2 separate regions of the Homo sapiens genome follow, and region 2 is linked to region 1. Evidence: read pairs that join two places in POLR2A ChIA-PET (ENCODE). Cell type or tissue: Panc1. All regions are shown on one strand. Each heading gives the region's core, and the rest is flanking DNA. Links, peaks and the distances in the headings are about the cores only.

Region 1 (7,842 bases), core at 907-5,906:
TCAGTGAGCCCTCAGAACCGGGGAGGAGAAGGTTGCAAAGCAACAGCCTGATGCCCAGGGCCTTGCAGCTTGTCTTGGGGAGCTCACACTGCCCCTCCTGTGGTCCCTGCACTAGGCTAGGATGCCCCTGTCCTCCCACATCCTCCGCTCCCTGTACCCTGTTGGCCCAGCAGCAGTCCCTGTCCTAATGGCACAGTGCAGCCATCCACAGAATCCACACCCAGACACCTCTCTGGGCCACACATCATGAGGTCTCCACCCAGCTGTGTGTGACCCACATAGTGACAGGGTATGGCTGAGCAGGTCTCCAGGCCCACCCTTTGCCCACAGCCTCCTGCCTCCCTGCGGTGAGACACAGGCAAGGGTCACAGGTCAGCAAGTCTGTTCTCTTAGAAACATGCCAAGGTCAGGTGTGGGCCACTTGTGCTCCACGGGGGCTGCCATGCTGCCTTCTTGGAGCACACAGGAGTCCCCGTCAGATATCCTAACCTGAGTACCCACAGCTGCTTGTGGTGAGGGCTGACTGTGGGTGCTCACTGACTGCCTGCTCAGCACACAGCTGGATGGTGCTGGGCACTGGGCCTTCCAAGAAATGGAAACGGCCCCTTCCCTCCCAGTGCTCACATACAGCAGGGGAGACAGGATGGCCGGACAGAATGGTGCCAAGTGTGAGTGCTGCAAGCAGATCCTCGTGGAGGGAGCCAGGGCCAGGCTGGAGGGGTGACATCAGAGCTGTGCACATACCTGAGTGTTCTTGCCAGCACAGGGCATGAGGGTCAAGTGGCTCTACACAGCTGAGGCACAGCAGGAGGAGGGGGCACATAACCTGGCTAATTTTTTGTAGAGACACGGTTTTGCCCTGTTACCCAGGCTGGTTTCGAACTGCTGAGCTCAAGTAATCGTCCCAACTCAGCCTCCCAAAGTGTTGGGATTACAGGCGTGAGCCACCATGCCCAGCTGTTTTTAGGTCTTTCACTTCCTTTGTTAAATTTATTCCTGTTAGACTTTTTTCCTAGCTATTGTAAATGAAATTGCCTTCTTGATTTCTTTTCAGGTAGTGTATTGTTTGTATATGGAAACATCACTGATTTTTTTTAAATAGTGATTTTGTATCCTGCAACTTTACTGAATTTTTTAGCTCTGAGGTGTGTGTTTTTAGTGGAGCATAGGTTTTACTATATATAAGGTCATGTCATCTGCAGCTGCAAACACAGGGACAGTTTGACTTCTTCATTTCCAATTTGGATGCCCAGAACTACTTTGTCTTGTTCTGGCTAGGACTTGCAGTAGTATGTTGGGTAAGAGCAGTGAGAGTGAGATCCTTGTCCAGGTACAGTTACTGGAGGAAAAGCTTTTATCTTTCTCTTGTTGAGTAAGATGATAGCTGTGGGTTTGTCATATATGGCCTTTATTATGTTGGTGTACTTTCCTTTTATACCTAATTTATTGAGAGTGTTTTTTTTTTGTTTTTGTTTTTGTTTTGTTTTTGAGATGGAGTCTCACTCTTGTCGCCCAGGCTGGAGTGCAGTGGCGTGATCTTGGTTCACTGCAACCTCTGCCTCCCAGGTTCAAGCAGTTCTCCTGCCTCAGCCTCCCGAGTAGCTAGGATTACAGCTTGTGGCTAATTTTTGTAGTTTTGGTAGAAACGGGGTTTCACCATGTTGGCCAGGCTGGTCTCGAACTCCTGACCTCAAGTGATCCGCCTGCCTTGGCCTCCCAAAGTGCTGGGATTACAGGCGTTGAGCCACCACGCCTGGCCTAGAGTTTTTTTTTTAATCACGAATGGATGTTGAATTTTATCAAATGCTTTTTCCGATTCTATTGAGATGATCCTATGGTTTTTGTCCTTCATTCTATTGCTAAGATGTATGACATCCATTGATTTGCGTATGTTAAATTATCCTTGTATTCCTGGGTTGAATCCCAGTTCATCATGGTTATTACATTTTGATGTGTTGTTGGATTTGGTTTGCCAGAATTCTGTTCAGAATTTTTGTGTCTATGTTTATCAAGGACACTGGCATGTAGTTTTCTTTTTTGTTTGTTTTTCCTTTTCTGGTTTTGGTATCAGGGTTATACTGGCCTTGTAGAGTGAGTTCAGAAGAATTAACTTTGCTTCAATTTTTTGGAATACCTTGAGAAGAATTGGTATTCATTCTTCTGTAAATATTTGGTAGATTTCAGCAGTGAACCCATCAGTCCTGCACTTTCCTTGGGAGACTTTTTGTTACTGATTCAATCTCATTACTTGTTTTTGGTCTGTTCAGGTTTTTTATTTATTTATTTATTTATTTATTTATTTATTTATTTATTTTTGAGACGGAGTCTCGCTCTGTTGCCCAGGCTGGAGTGCAGTGGTACAATCTGGGCTCACTGCAAGCTCCGCCTCCCGTGTTCAAGCCATTCTCCTGCCTCAGCCTCCCGACTAGCTGGGACTGCAGGTGCCTGCCACCATGCCTGGCTAATTTTTTGTATTTTTATTAGAGACGGGGTTTCACCATATTGGCCAGGCTGGTCTTGAACTCCTGACCTCGTGATCTGCCTACCTCAGCCTGCCAAAGTGCTGGGATTACAGGCATGAGCCACCGTGCCTGGCAGGTTTTTTATTTCTTATTGGTTCAATCTTAGTAGATTGTATGTGTTCAGGAATTTGTTCATTTCCTCTAGGTTTTTAAATTTATTGCTGCGTAGTTGGTCAGCAGTCTCTAATGATCCTTTGTACTTCTGTGGTATCCGTTATGATGTCTCCTTTTTTGTTTCTGATTTCTTTTATTTGGGTCTTGTCTCTTTTTTCCTTAGTCTAGCTAAAGGTTTGTTGATTTTGTTTATCTTTTCAAATGACCAGCTTTTTTCTGATCTTTGATCTCCTGTAATTTGTTTTAGTCTCAATTTTGTTTATTTCAGCTCTGATCTTTATTGATCTTCGTTGTCTAATTTTGGTTTTGTTCTTTTTGGTTCCTTGAGATGCATCATTGGTTGTTTGAAATCTTTCCAGTTTCTTGGCATAGGCATTTATTACTATAAACTTCCCTCTTAGCAGTGCACCGCTTTTGCTGTATCCCACAGGCTTTGACGTGTTGTATTTGCATTTTCATTTGTTTCAAGACATTATTTTATTTCCATCTTAATACCTTCATTGACCCAGTGGTCATTCAGGAGCATGTTGTTTAATTTCCATGTATTGGTATAGTTTCCAGCATTTCTCTTGTATTGATTTCTATTTTTATTCCATTGTGGTCTGAGAAGATAGCTGACATGATTTTTTCAGTTATTTTAAAATTTGGTTGAGACTTGTTTTATGTCCTAAAATATGGTCAATTCTGGAGAATGTTTCATGTGCTGCTATAAAAATGTGTATTCTGCTGCTATTAGGTGAAATGTTCTGTAAATAGCTGTTGGTTTTATTTGGTCTATGATGCAGTTGAAAACTATGTTTCTTTGTTATATTCTGTCTAGATGATCTGTCCAGTGCTGTTGAAGTCCCCAACTATTATTATGTTGAGGTCTGTCTCTCCCGTTAGATCTAATTATGTTGTATATCTGGGTCCTCTGGTGTTGGTTGCGTGTGTATTTACAATTCTTATATCCCCTTACTGAATTGATGCCTTTATTATATAGTGTCCTTCTTTGTCTCCTTTTACAACTTTTGGCTTGAAGTCTGTTTTGTCTGATATATGTAAAGCTACCCCAGCTCACTTTTGGTTTCTGTTTACATGGAATGTCTTTTCCCGTCCTTTCACTTTTAGTCTATGTGTGTCTTTATTTTGTTGGGACAGAGTTGTGCTCTGTTGCACAGGCTGGCACAATCTTGACTCACTGCAACCTCTTCCTCCCAGGTTCAAGCGATTCTTTTGCCTCAAATTCCCAAGTAGCTGAGATTACAGCATGAGCCACTGTGCCCAGCCAATTTTTTTGTATTTTTAGTACAGACATGGTTTTGTCATGTTGGCCAGGCTCTGTGGGTGACTTTAAAGATGAAGTTAGTATCTTGTTGACAGCATATTGTTGAATTTTTTTGTTGTTGTTCAGTCTATAACTTCTATTTTTTATATATATTTTTTGAGATGGTGTCTCACTTTGTCACCCAAGCTGGAGTGCAATGGGGTGATCTTGGTTTACTGCAGCCTCCGCCTCCCAGGTTCAAGCGATTCTCCTGCCTAAGCCTCCTGAGTAGCTGGGATTACAGGCGCACTCCACCATGCCCGGCTCATTTTTGTATTTTAGTAGAGATGAGGTTTTACTATATTGGCCAGGCTGGTCTCGAACTCCTGACCTCAAGTGATCTGCCCGTCGTGGCCTCCCAAAGTGCTGGGATTACAGGCATGAGCCACTGCGCATGGCCAGTGTATAACTTTTAAATGGGGGAATTTAAATCATTTGTGCTCAAGGTATTATTGATAGGTGAGGACTTACTCCTGCCATTTTATTGATTGTTTTTTAGTTACTACATTATATATCCTTTGTTCCTTGCTTGCTCTTCCATATATGAAATTCTTGAGCATTTCTTATAAGGCAATCTACTGATGAGTATTTCCTCAGTTTTTCTTTGTTTGTGAAGGTTTATTTCTCCTGCGTTTCTGCAGGACAGCTTTGCTGGGTATAATCTTGATAAGCTGTTTTTTTGTTTTTTTTTTAGTACTTTAACTCTGTTAATCCCATTCACTCCTTGCCTGTAAGGATTCTGCTGAGAAATCTGTTAGTCTGGTGGAGATACTTTTATTTGTGACTTGATGCTTTTCTTTTGCTGCTTTTAGAGTTCTTTTTTTTTTTTTTTTTTTTTTGAAACAAGGTCTCACTCTGTTGCCCAGGCTAGATAGAATACAGTGGCGCAATTAAAGCTTATTGCAGCCTTGACTTCCTGGACTCAGGTGATTCTCCCACCTCAGCCTCTGAGTAGCTGGGACTATAAGCATTCACCACCATGTCCAGCTAATTTTTATATTTTTTTGTAGAGATGGGGTCTCACCACGTTGCCCAGGCTGGTTTTGAATTCCTGGCCTTAAGCAATCCACCTGCCTTGGCCTCCCAAAGTGCTGAGATTATAGGTGTGAGGTGCTGTGCTTGGCCTCTTTGTTGAATTTCTCATTAAAATCATGAATTATTTTCCTTATTTCATTAAAGTTCTTACCTGTATTCCCTTGTACCTCCTGAGTTTCCTTAAGATCGTTATTTTGAGTTCTTTTTCTGGCATTTTATATATTTCTTTATGATTGGGGTCTATTACAGGAGAATTATACTGTTTGCCTTTGAAGATGTCATGTTTCTTTTTTCTCTGTTGATTTCTCTACATTGTTTCTACACATTGTTGGAACCCCCCCCCTTTCAATTTTATGGAGTAAATTTTATAGGGAAAGACTTAATTTATATAAGTGGATCTTAGATCAGTGGAGTGTGTTGGCCTTGGTTCTGTGTGGACACAGTAATGTAGTTTCTTCATCTGTAATCTGTACTAGTGACATTTGAGAGTTTCTCAGCAGCCTAGGATGAGGAAGTGTGTGGTGCAGCTTTGCCAGGGGGGTTGGCTCATTGGGCTGTTTCTCAAGTCAGGGACACATGTATGCATATGGTGAGTTGGCCAACTTGGGGTCTGGCTTGCTGGGGTTGAAGCCACAGGACTGTTACTCTGGCCAGGAGCACAGGCATGTGGTTGCTCAATTGGCTTGGTGTTGTGCCTGGCAGGAGTGGCCCATGGTTTCTCAGGTCTAGGACACAGGTGCACAACTGCTCAGCCAGCCTAGATGTGTCTGTCAGGTGTTGCCCATTGGGCTGTTTCTTAGGACTGGGATGTGGGCTCTTGGCTGCCTGGCTGGCCTGGGGGGATGCCCATCAGGGACGACCTGTGGTAATGTTTCTGAGGCCCTTATTGGGGGCGCAGGGCTGTTCGGGAGGCCAGAAGCATGTCTACATGGGGCAGAGGTGCTAGGAGCCTTTTTCTTAGGCACTGAGTAAGGGTGCATGGCTGCTTCACTAACCTTGGGGTGTATCACATGCTCTTTGGCTTGCGGGCCTCCACTACTTTGGAGAGAGCTTATAGTGGCTTGGTTGGCTTATGGGCAGGTTTGTCCTGGATGGGACTGTCAGACTGTTCCTTTGGCTTGAAGTGTGGTCTGGTTGTGGGAGTTGGTTTTCCCTGCTGTGCGGGACCAAAGTTGCAGCTATAGTTGTGGCATTCATTCACCTGTGTGGCCTTGGTGTAATGAAGATGGAGCTGAAGTGCTGCAGAGGTGCAGTGGCTACTGGCCCCCAGAGGGTGCACTCCAGAGGTGGCTCTGGTTTCAAGATGGTGTTGCACTGCCACAGCTTGTTTCACTGGGGGTAGGTGGGGGTTGGGGAGCACATTCCTTGTGCTCCTAATTTGGGCAGTGCAGCTGTATGGATTTCCAGCAGTTGTCTAAATTGGGCTCAGGGCTTGCAAGGACTGTGGGATTCTCCTTTTTATTTTATTTATAGTTTTTGAGATGGAGTCTTACTCTGTTGCCCAGGCTGGAGTGCAGTGGCACGATCTTGGTTCACTGCAACCTCTGCCTCCTGGGTTCAAGTGATTCTCCTGCCTCAGCCTCCTCAGTAGTTGGGATTACAGGCACCCACCACCACGCCCGGCTAATTTTTATATTTTTAGTAGAGATGGGGTTTCACCTTCTTGGCCAGGGTGGTCTTGAACTCATGACCTCAAGTGATCCGCCTGCCTCAGCTCCTCAAAGTGCTGGGATTACAGGCATGAGCCACCGCACCTGGCCGATTCGCCACTTGTAAGGAGTGTAGGTGTTTGTGGTGGTAATGGGAGTGCTGGTGAGGGATCTTCTGCTTACTTTTTCCCTGCATCAGGAAGTCCCTGCTGACTGCAGGCAAATCCCATCTGGGTGAGGGGAGATGGGGCTGCAGAGGCTGGATGCTTCCATACTGCCTTCCTGGACTTTGTCACCAACAGGTGTGTCTCCATTCCCCAACTGCACTCAGATGGTCTCTCTGACACACCTGTCAGATCTTAGCTGTTTATTTGTTAACCTTTGTCCTTTCTTGTGTGTAGGATGAATGCTAGGTGTCTTTAGTCAGTCTCCCTGATTCTTTTTTTAATATTCTTCATAACTTTGCTGGAATTCTTCAGCTTATCTAATATCTTGAATGTATTACCTATTGTAACTAATATCTTAATCTTCTGTTTTATTGTTCTCTTATTTTCACCCTTGTTTCTGGCTATGTGGTATGTGGTCTTGGTTTTTGGTTCTCTGGTCATTGTAGAAAGTTTTAGATATCTAGAGTCATGTGCAGAAATGGGAAAGTTTATGGGCAGTGAACACTTATGTACCCATCACCCAGTCAACATTTACCAACTCATGGGTAGTTTTTTTTTTCACCTTACCTTATCCATTGTCTCTCTCCCACCCACTGGATTAGCTTGAAGTAAATCCAGGTGTTATATATTATCTGTATATATTTAAATATATTAAAATAACCATTTAGCATTTAAAAATTTTAAAGATGGGGTCTTGCTGTGTTGCCCAGGCTGGCCTAGAACTCTTGAGCTCAAACAGTCCTCTCACCTCAGCCTCCTGAATAGTTGGAACTAGAGACACACACCACTGTGTCCAGCTTTGTTTGTTTACGTATTTATGAGACAGGGTCTCACTCTGTCACCCAGGCTGGAGTGCAGTGGCATGCTCCTGGTTCACTGCAGCCTTGACCTCCTGGGGCTCAAGCTGTCTGCCCACCTCAGCTTCCTGAGTAGCTAAGACTGTAGGTACGGGATATTATGCCCAGCTAATTTTTGTCTTTTTTTTGTAGAGATGGGGTTTTGCCATGTTATCCAGGCTGGTCTTGAACGCCTGAATTCAAGCCATCTGC
Region 2 (7,842 bases), core at 1,287-6,286, 160 kb before region 1:
CGTGCCACTGCACTCCAGCCTGGTTAAAGAGTGAGACTCTGTCTCAAAAAAAAAAAAAAAAAAATTGGCCAGATGCGGTGGCTCACGCCTGTAATCCCAGCACTTTGAGAGGCTGAGGCAGGCAAATCACGAGGTCAGGAGATCGAGACCATCCTGGCTAACACGATGAAACCCCGTCTCTACTAAAAATACAAAAAAAAATTAGCTGGGCATGGTGGCGGGTGCCTGTAGTCCCAGCTACTTGGGAGGCTAAGGCAGGAGAATGGCGTGAACCCGGGAGAAGGAGCTTGCAGTGAGCTGAGATCATGCCACAGCACTCCAGCCTGGGTGACAGAGCGAGACTCTGTCTCAAAAAAAAAAAAAAAAAAAAAAAAAATTAGCTAGGTGTGGTGGCACATGCCTATAATCCCAGCTACTCGGGAGGCTGAGGCAGGAGAATCACTTAAACCTGGGAGGTAGAGGTTGCAGTGAGCCGAGATTGCACCATTGCACTCCAACCTGGGCAACAAGAGCGAAACTCTGTCTCCAAAAAATAAATAAATAAATAACGAGTAAATAAAATAAAATCTATGGTCAGACCACAGTCAAGACTGGCAGAAAATTTGGAGTCATAAATAATTTAGAGACTAGTACTCGGCACAAGATTTTTCTACAAATTTGCTCAATTTCAAAATAAATATTTGTATGCAGCTAAGAATCCAGAGGGACTTTAGCCTCTGAAGCACTGGAATAAGTAAACCTGCAGGCCTCAGAATTTGAGCTCCTTTTAAAATTGGCTCAGCACAGGTCATCAGGACCTCCTGAGACTATGTCACGGTGCATCCTTAACCTTTAAATTAAAAAAAAAATTCTGGGTGTGGTGGCTCACATCTGTAATCCCAGCATTTTGGGAGGCCGAGGTGGGTGGATCACCTGAGGTCAGGAGTTCGAGACCAGCCTGGCCAACATGGCAAAATCCTGTCTCTACTAAAAATACGAAAATTAGCCAGACATGGTAGTGCACTTCAGTAGTCCCAGCTACTCGGGAGGCTGAGGCAGGGGAATGGCTTGAACCTGGGAGGCAGCGGTTGTAGTGAGCTGAGATCATGCCATCGCACTCCAGCCTGGGTGGCAAAGTGAGACTCTGTCTCAAAAAATAAATAAATAATAAAAATAAATTTGCTCAAGCTAAAAGATTTTCCTTTTCAGAGGGCACTGTTTACTCTCATGCTCTTCATACTCTAATGTGACAGAAATCCTATCTATTCAACACAAATTGAGAGGAACATCTAGCCATGACATGGTTTGAGCAATAAAGACCAAAAGCATGTCCTTCATTCTCCCAGATAATCCCTGTTGTCTTTTTGCATTTCATGTTTGAATTCAGACTGTATTTAAGTGCTAGCCTAGTTCACAGAACCCACAGATCTAGGTGAATATCTCCCCAAACTTTTCATCGTGATCCTTCCCTAAAACCTTTGTTAGCTCCTGGTTGCCCAATCCAAATTCCTCAACCATCACATTCCCACAGAAGATAATTTCAATCTGCCCTTTCAATCTTTTATTAATCTCTTCTGCCTTAACTGCATTTGCCTCTGGTGTTTTACTCGTATAAATGCCTAATTTAAGTCCTCCTTCCCTTGCAATCTTCTCAGGTCCTCCCTATCAGAAGACTTTGAGAGCTCTCCTTCAAATTTTTCTGAATAGCTTTTACTCTGCACTTTTTTTGGCCCTTATTATTTTTCTGGCTTGTATTGTTAACATCCTTTACATGTGTTCATCTGGCATTTGGTATTTGCAAGTAGAAAATGTCATCGCTGAAGGTGGAACGAACCAGCTAGCTGATCTTCACAAGATGGGTCAATGTACCACCAGGTAGGGTCAGAAATTCAATTTGGTACATTCCCATTACCTGAGTGGCATCTTAAAATTTCCAGAAATGACACCATGCTCAGACTTAAGGGACTGAATCATGTTAACCAAAACCTCCCAAGGATGATTTACAAACCAGAATGTGTTCTTATTTTGCAGTGGGAGTGGCCATTTATATACGCTACTATCCTTCTAATGAAAACCAAATTACGGATAAAGACATTTCTAGTGAGCAGAGACAAGAAGATAGAAAGGAATTGGCTCCATAACCATGTGCTCATGATCTATTGCTGCTGTAACAAATTACTATAACCTTAGTGGCTAACAACGAACAAATTTACTTTTTTTTCTTCTTGTTTTCCTCAGACCTCGCAAGCCTGGGTAAATTTACTCTTTTACAGCCATGTAGGTTAGAAGTCTGATTTTATTCTCACTGGACTAAAATCAAGATGTTGGTAGGGTTGTGTTCCTTTCTGGAGGCTCTCAGCTTCTTTCATTTCCCAGCTTCTCAGGCCCTCACACTCCCTAGCTCATGGCCTCTTCCCCTATCTTCAAAGCCAGCCTTGAGTCCTTCTTATTATATATCACATCTGTCCGATCTCCACTTTTCCTTAATTCATCTGCTTTTAAAAACCCTTGTTATGGCCAGGTGCGGTGGCTCACACCTGCAATCCCAGCATTTTGGGAGGCCGAGGCGGGTGGATTACTTGAGTTCAGGAGTTCAAGACCATCCTGGCCAACATGGTGAAACCACGTCTCTACTAAAAATACAAAAATTAGCTGGGTGTGGTGGCACACGCCTGTAGTCCCAGCTACTTGGGAGGCTGAGGTAGGAGAATTGCTTGAACCCGGGAGGCAGAGGTTTCAGTGAGCCAAGATCATGCCACTGAACTCCAGCCTGGGCGACAGAACAAGACCCTGTCTTAAAACAAACAGACAAACAAAACCCTTGTTATTAAATTATTCTTATTGGAATGATATAGGATAACCCCCTACCCATCTTGAATTCATATATATATGTGTGTGTGTATATATATATAGATAGATAGATAGATAGATAGATATACATATATATGAATCCACACATATATGAATCATATATATATGAATACACACACACACACTTGCCTTTATTTATTAATTTTAATTTTTTTTTTTTTAGAGACAGTCTCATTACGTTGCCCAGGCCAGTCTCAAACTCCTGGCCTCAAGGGATCCTTCTGCTTCAACCTCCCAAGTAGCTGGAACTACAGGCTTAAGCCACTGCTCTTACTTATTATTTTGCTTTGTTTTTGTTTCTTGAGACGGAGTCTCACTTTGTTACCCAGACTGGCATGCAATGGCACGATCTCAGCCCACTGCAACCTCCACCTCCTGGGTTCAAGCAATTCTCATGCCTCAGCCTCCCGAGTAGGTGGGATTACAGGTGCGCATCACTGCACCCAGCTAACTTTTTTGTATTTTTAGTAGAGTCGGGGTTTCACCATGTTGGCCAGGCTGGTCTTGAACTCCTGACGTCAGATGATCCACTCACCTCTGCCTCCCAAAGCGCTGGGATTATGGGCATAAGCTACCGTACCTAGCCTGTTTTTGTTTGTATATACATTTTGCAGGGGAGGGGGAGGGGGCGGAAAGGCAGAGTCTGGCTCTGTTGTCTAGGCTGGAGTGTAATGGCATCATCATAGTTCACTGCAACCTCGATTTCCTGGGCTCTCAAGCATTCCTTCCTCCTCAACCTTCAGAATAGCTGGGACTACAGGCACACATCAACACACTCAGCTAATTTTAAAAATGTTTAGTAGAGACAAGATTTCACTATGTTGCCCAGACTGGTCTTGAACTTCCTGAGCTCAAGTGATCCTGCCCACTCAGCCTCCCAAAGTGCTGGGATGAGCCACCACACCCGGCCGTTAATATTTATTTTTGTTGTATGTATTTATGATGTACAACATGATGTTTCAATATACATATACATAATAAAGTGATAACAATAGTCAAGCTGATGAACATATTCGTCATCTCACATACTTACCTTTTTTTTTGTGGTAAGGTCACCTAAAATCTATTGCTTACCAGCCTTCCAGTATACAATATTATTTATTACAGTCTTCATGCTGTATATTAGATCTCTAGATTTATCATCCCACATAACTGTAGCTTTGTACCCTTTGAACTATATCTCCCCATTAAGACCATGAAGGTTCTTAATGCCATCTGTAAAGTCTCTTTACCATTGTTAGATATGAGTTCTAAATTTCTCTTCAAAGAATTAATATGTCAGTATGTTCAATTCTTTGCCTTCTACTTTTAAACTTAACTTCCTTGTGAAGCAACCTTTTTCGATTACCTGCTCCACCCTGACTCTTCTGATTACCTGCTCCGCCCTGACTCATTCTCCACCCTGACTCATTCTCCACCCTGACTCATTCCAATTTCCTGCTCTGCCATAACAATTTTTCCCACCAAACCACTCAACCTGTCACTCTCTTTAAATTAGCCAATCGGAATTAGTTTAGCCTGTGCAGTCTAACCCTGGCGAATAGGGGAATGACGCAGCAGCAGGGGCCACATGCGTCAGGGATAAGAACCCCTTCCCCTCCCTTGTCCAAGTGTGCACTCACCATTGCTCCATCTGTAAGGGCGCACCCTTCTATAGAAGTACATTGCCTTGCTAAGAATTAAAAATAAAATTTTATATTCGAGTGCTATTTCTTTTGTGGCACCGAAACTTTATTTATAACACCATGTAAAGCAGCATATCTACAGATTCTAGGAACATCTTTGGGAGGCCATTATTCTGCCTACTACAATCAAATTTCCAAAAAGATATTCATAGGAAGCTAATATATTGAGTATGAATATTAGCACATATGTAAAATAAGAAAATATTACTTTTATTCCCAAATTTGGGCTTCCATTCAACTAAAGTGATAGGAATGTAATAATCAATCACTGTTGAGGGCAGCCTATGTGGTACCTGGGATACCAGAAGAGCTCACATTTCTAGCCTGTAATGCCCAAAAATCCCGGCCTTAGGCCATGTGGTCCCCTACCATGCAATAGTACTCTATTCCATGGGGTGTGGGCATTTTTGCCCAAGCAGAACACCTTGAGGTCCTAAACACCAGCATCCACTCTAAAGTCTTTACCCCTCCCTGGGTCCCCAAAATAGTAATAAAGTTCATGAGACTCCAGGACCCTTCCTTGTCTTCCCCACTCCCACTTCATTCCTCTCCCAGGCAGATAGCTCTCTCTTTCTTCCCTCCCTTTCTCCACTGGTTTTAACACTTTTACAAAAGACCGGAAGAGCGTTTGGCTTTAAGCGGCTATTGGCTTTCCCTCTTGCAAAATTCCTAGGAAGGGAATTACAAAAGACCTAGACACAAAGGACCTGTGTAGAGTGGGGCGAGCGGGGTTGTGTGGGGGCTGAGAAATACTGTAGTGAGCAAAACACACTGCTACAATTAATAAATTAACATCACAAAAAACTGTCCTGTCACATAAATATAGCCTACTATTTTATCTTTTTCTACCAGGATCTATTTTTGTTTTTTTAATTTTTAGTAGAGACAAGATTTCGCCATGTTGGCCAACATGGTCTCAAACTCCTGGCCTCAAGTCATCCACCTGCCTTAGCCTCCCAAAGTACTGAGATTACAGGTGTGAGCTACCAGACCCAGCCATGATCTATTTCCATTTCGATGACTTCTTTCCTCTTCTGTACAAATAGAACTGGTAAATTCTGACTCTTTCGTAGTCTTTTCTTTTTTTTAAGGTTCTTTATAAACCTTGAAACTTCTGTTTGCATTTGTCATATACCTGTGGATTTTTTTTTTTTTTCCTTTTGTGGGGGTTGGGGAGTGGCGGATAAAGCAGGCTCTCCATTTATTGCCCAGGCTAGAGTGCAGTGGCTCACTGCAGCCTCAGACCTCCTGGGCTTAAGCCATTTGCTTGCCTCAGCCTCCCAAAGTGCTGGGATTATAGGTGTCAGCCACCATGCCCAGCCCTTGTGAATGTTTCTAATACTAAGTTTTATCTATACTAGCTAATTTAACCTGTCTGCTCGCTTAAGAGATTTGTGGACACACCTTAATCTATTAGTGAGATATTTACAAAATAATAGATTAGGCTAGGATGGATTCTTTCTGTCTGAAGATAACAAATCTATATTTGTGTATGTGTATGTATGTTTGGTGCTCTTATTTTTATTATTATTTTTTATCGTTTTTTGAGGCAGCGTGTCCCTCTGTCGCCCAAGCTGGAGTCAATGGCGTGATCTCTGCTCGCTGCAACCTCTGCCTCCCAAGCTCAAGTGATTCTCATGCCTCAGCCTCCCACGTAGCTGGGATCACAAGCATGCACCACCAGGCCTGGCTAATTTTTTGTATTTTTAGCAGAGACAGTGTTTCACCATGTTGGCCAGCCTGGTATTGAGCTCCTGGCCTCAGGTGATCTGCCTGCCTTGGCCTCTAAAAGTGCTGGAATTACAGGTATGAACCACCGTTCCCGGCCCTTTGTGCACTTATTTTTAGTTATTATTTTTATTATTATTATTGTGGCAAAATGTACATAAAATACAGATTACCATTTTAAAGTGTACAGCTCAGTGGCTTTAAATACAATGTTGTCCAACCATCACTATCTAGTTCCAGAAATTTTTTTATCACCCCAACTGGAATCCTGGTACTCATTTTTTTTGTTGCTTATTTTTATTTATTTATTTATTTATTTTATTTTATTTTTTTTTTTTTTGAGACGGAGTCTCGCTCGCTCTGTCACCCAGGCTGGAGTGCAGTGGCATGATCTAGGCTCACTGCAAGATCTGCCTCCCGGGTTCATGACATTTTCCTCCCTCAGCCTCCAGAATAGCTGGGACTACAGGTGCCCGCCACCAAGCCTGGCTAATTTTTTGTATTTTTAGTAGAGATGGGGTTTTACCATGTTAGCAGGATGGTCTCGATCTCCTGACCTCGTGATCTGCCCGCCTCGGCCTCCCAGAGTGCTGGGATTACAGGCGTGAGCCACCGCGCCTGGCCTATTTTTTTTTTTTTTTTTTTAAGAAATGAGGTCCCGCTCTGTCAACCAGGCTGGAGTGCAGAGGCACTATCATAGCTCACTGCAGCGTCAAACTCATTGGCTCAAGCGATCCTCCTGCCTCAGCCTCCCAAGTAGCTGGAATTACAGGTGTGTACCACGATGCTCAGCTATTTTTTAAGCAGTCATTCCTTGATGTCCCCCTCAATCTTGTATTTGTAGAGTTTCTCTAGTAATTTTTTTCATCCAGTATAATACATTCACAATCTAAAATACATAAGGCCAGGCATGGTGGCTCATGCCTGTAATCCCAGCACTGTGGCAGGCCGAGGAGGGTGGATCACTTGAGGTCAGGAGTTCGAGACCAGCCTGGCCAACATGGTAAAACCCCGTCTCTACTAAAAATACAAAAATTAGCTGGGTGTGGTGGCGCATGCCTGTAATCCTAGCTACTGGGGAGGCTGAGACCCAAGAATTGCTTGAACCTGGGAGGCGGAGGTTGCAGTGAGCCGAGATCATGCCACTGCACTCCAGCCTGGGCAACAGAGCAAGACTCCATCTTAAAAAGTAAAAATAGAATACATAAATTTCCAGCCAGGCCTATAATCCCAGCACTTTGGGAGGCCAAGATGTTCAGATCGCTTGAGCTCAGGAGTTTGAGACCAGCCCGGCCAACATGGTGAGACCCTGTGTCTACTAAAATACAAAAAATTAGCCCGGCATGGTGGCAGGCACCTGTAGTCCCAGCTACTCAGGAGGCTGAGGCAGGAGAATCACTTGAACCCCGGAAGAAGACGTTGCAGTGAGCCAAGATCGTGCCACTGCACTCCTGCCTGGGTGACAGAGGGTGACTCTGTCTCAAAAAAGAAAAAAAAAAACAACATAAGATTTCCCACTATTTCGCACTCTACCTTGTTTCTCTGGAGTGTGCTTCCGCAGTTCCTTATGCAGATGTAA

The links. ChIA-PET counts read pairs that join two places held together with the same protein. Peaks named below come from ENCODE experiments on the same cell type or tissue, not always from the same donor. Only the 100,000 strongest peaks of a DNase experiment are listed, where the experiment ranks them.
Region 2: POLR2A ChIA-PET joins it to region 1 with 10 read pairs; 3 of 35 experiments call an interaction of 5 or more read pairs at or near these places.

What each region holds. Positions count from the first base shown.
Region 1 is chr2:61,432,247-61,440,088 of GRCh38, reverse strand. All of the region lies in intron 1 of USP34 (ubiquitin specific peptidase 34), which reads left to right. Among named protein-coding and RNA genes, the nearest start is that of SNORA70B, 19 kb to the right of the region's middle. In Panc1, for the core only: no CTCF peak of the experiment used is centred there; no DNase peak of the experiment used is centred there.
Region 2 is chr2:61,595,146-61,602,987 of GRCh38, reverse strand. No RefSeq gene overlaps it. Among named protein-coding and RNA genes, the nearest start is that of XPO1, 61 kb to the right of the region's middle. RefSeq lists enhancers at 4,595-5,160, 5,725-6,289. In Panc1, for the core only: no CTCF peak of the experiment used is centred there; a DNase peak (open chromatin) is centred at 4,262.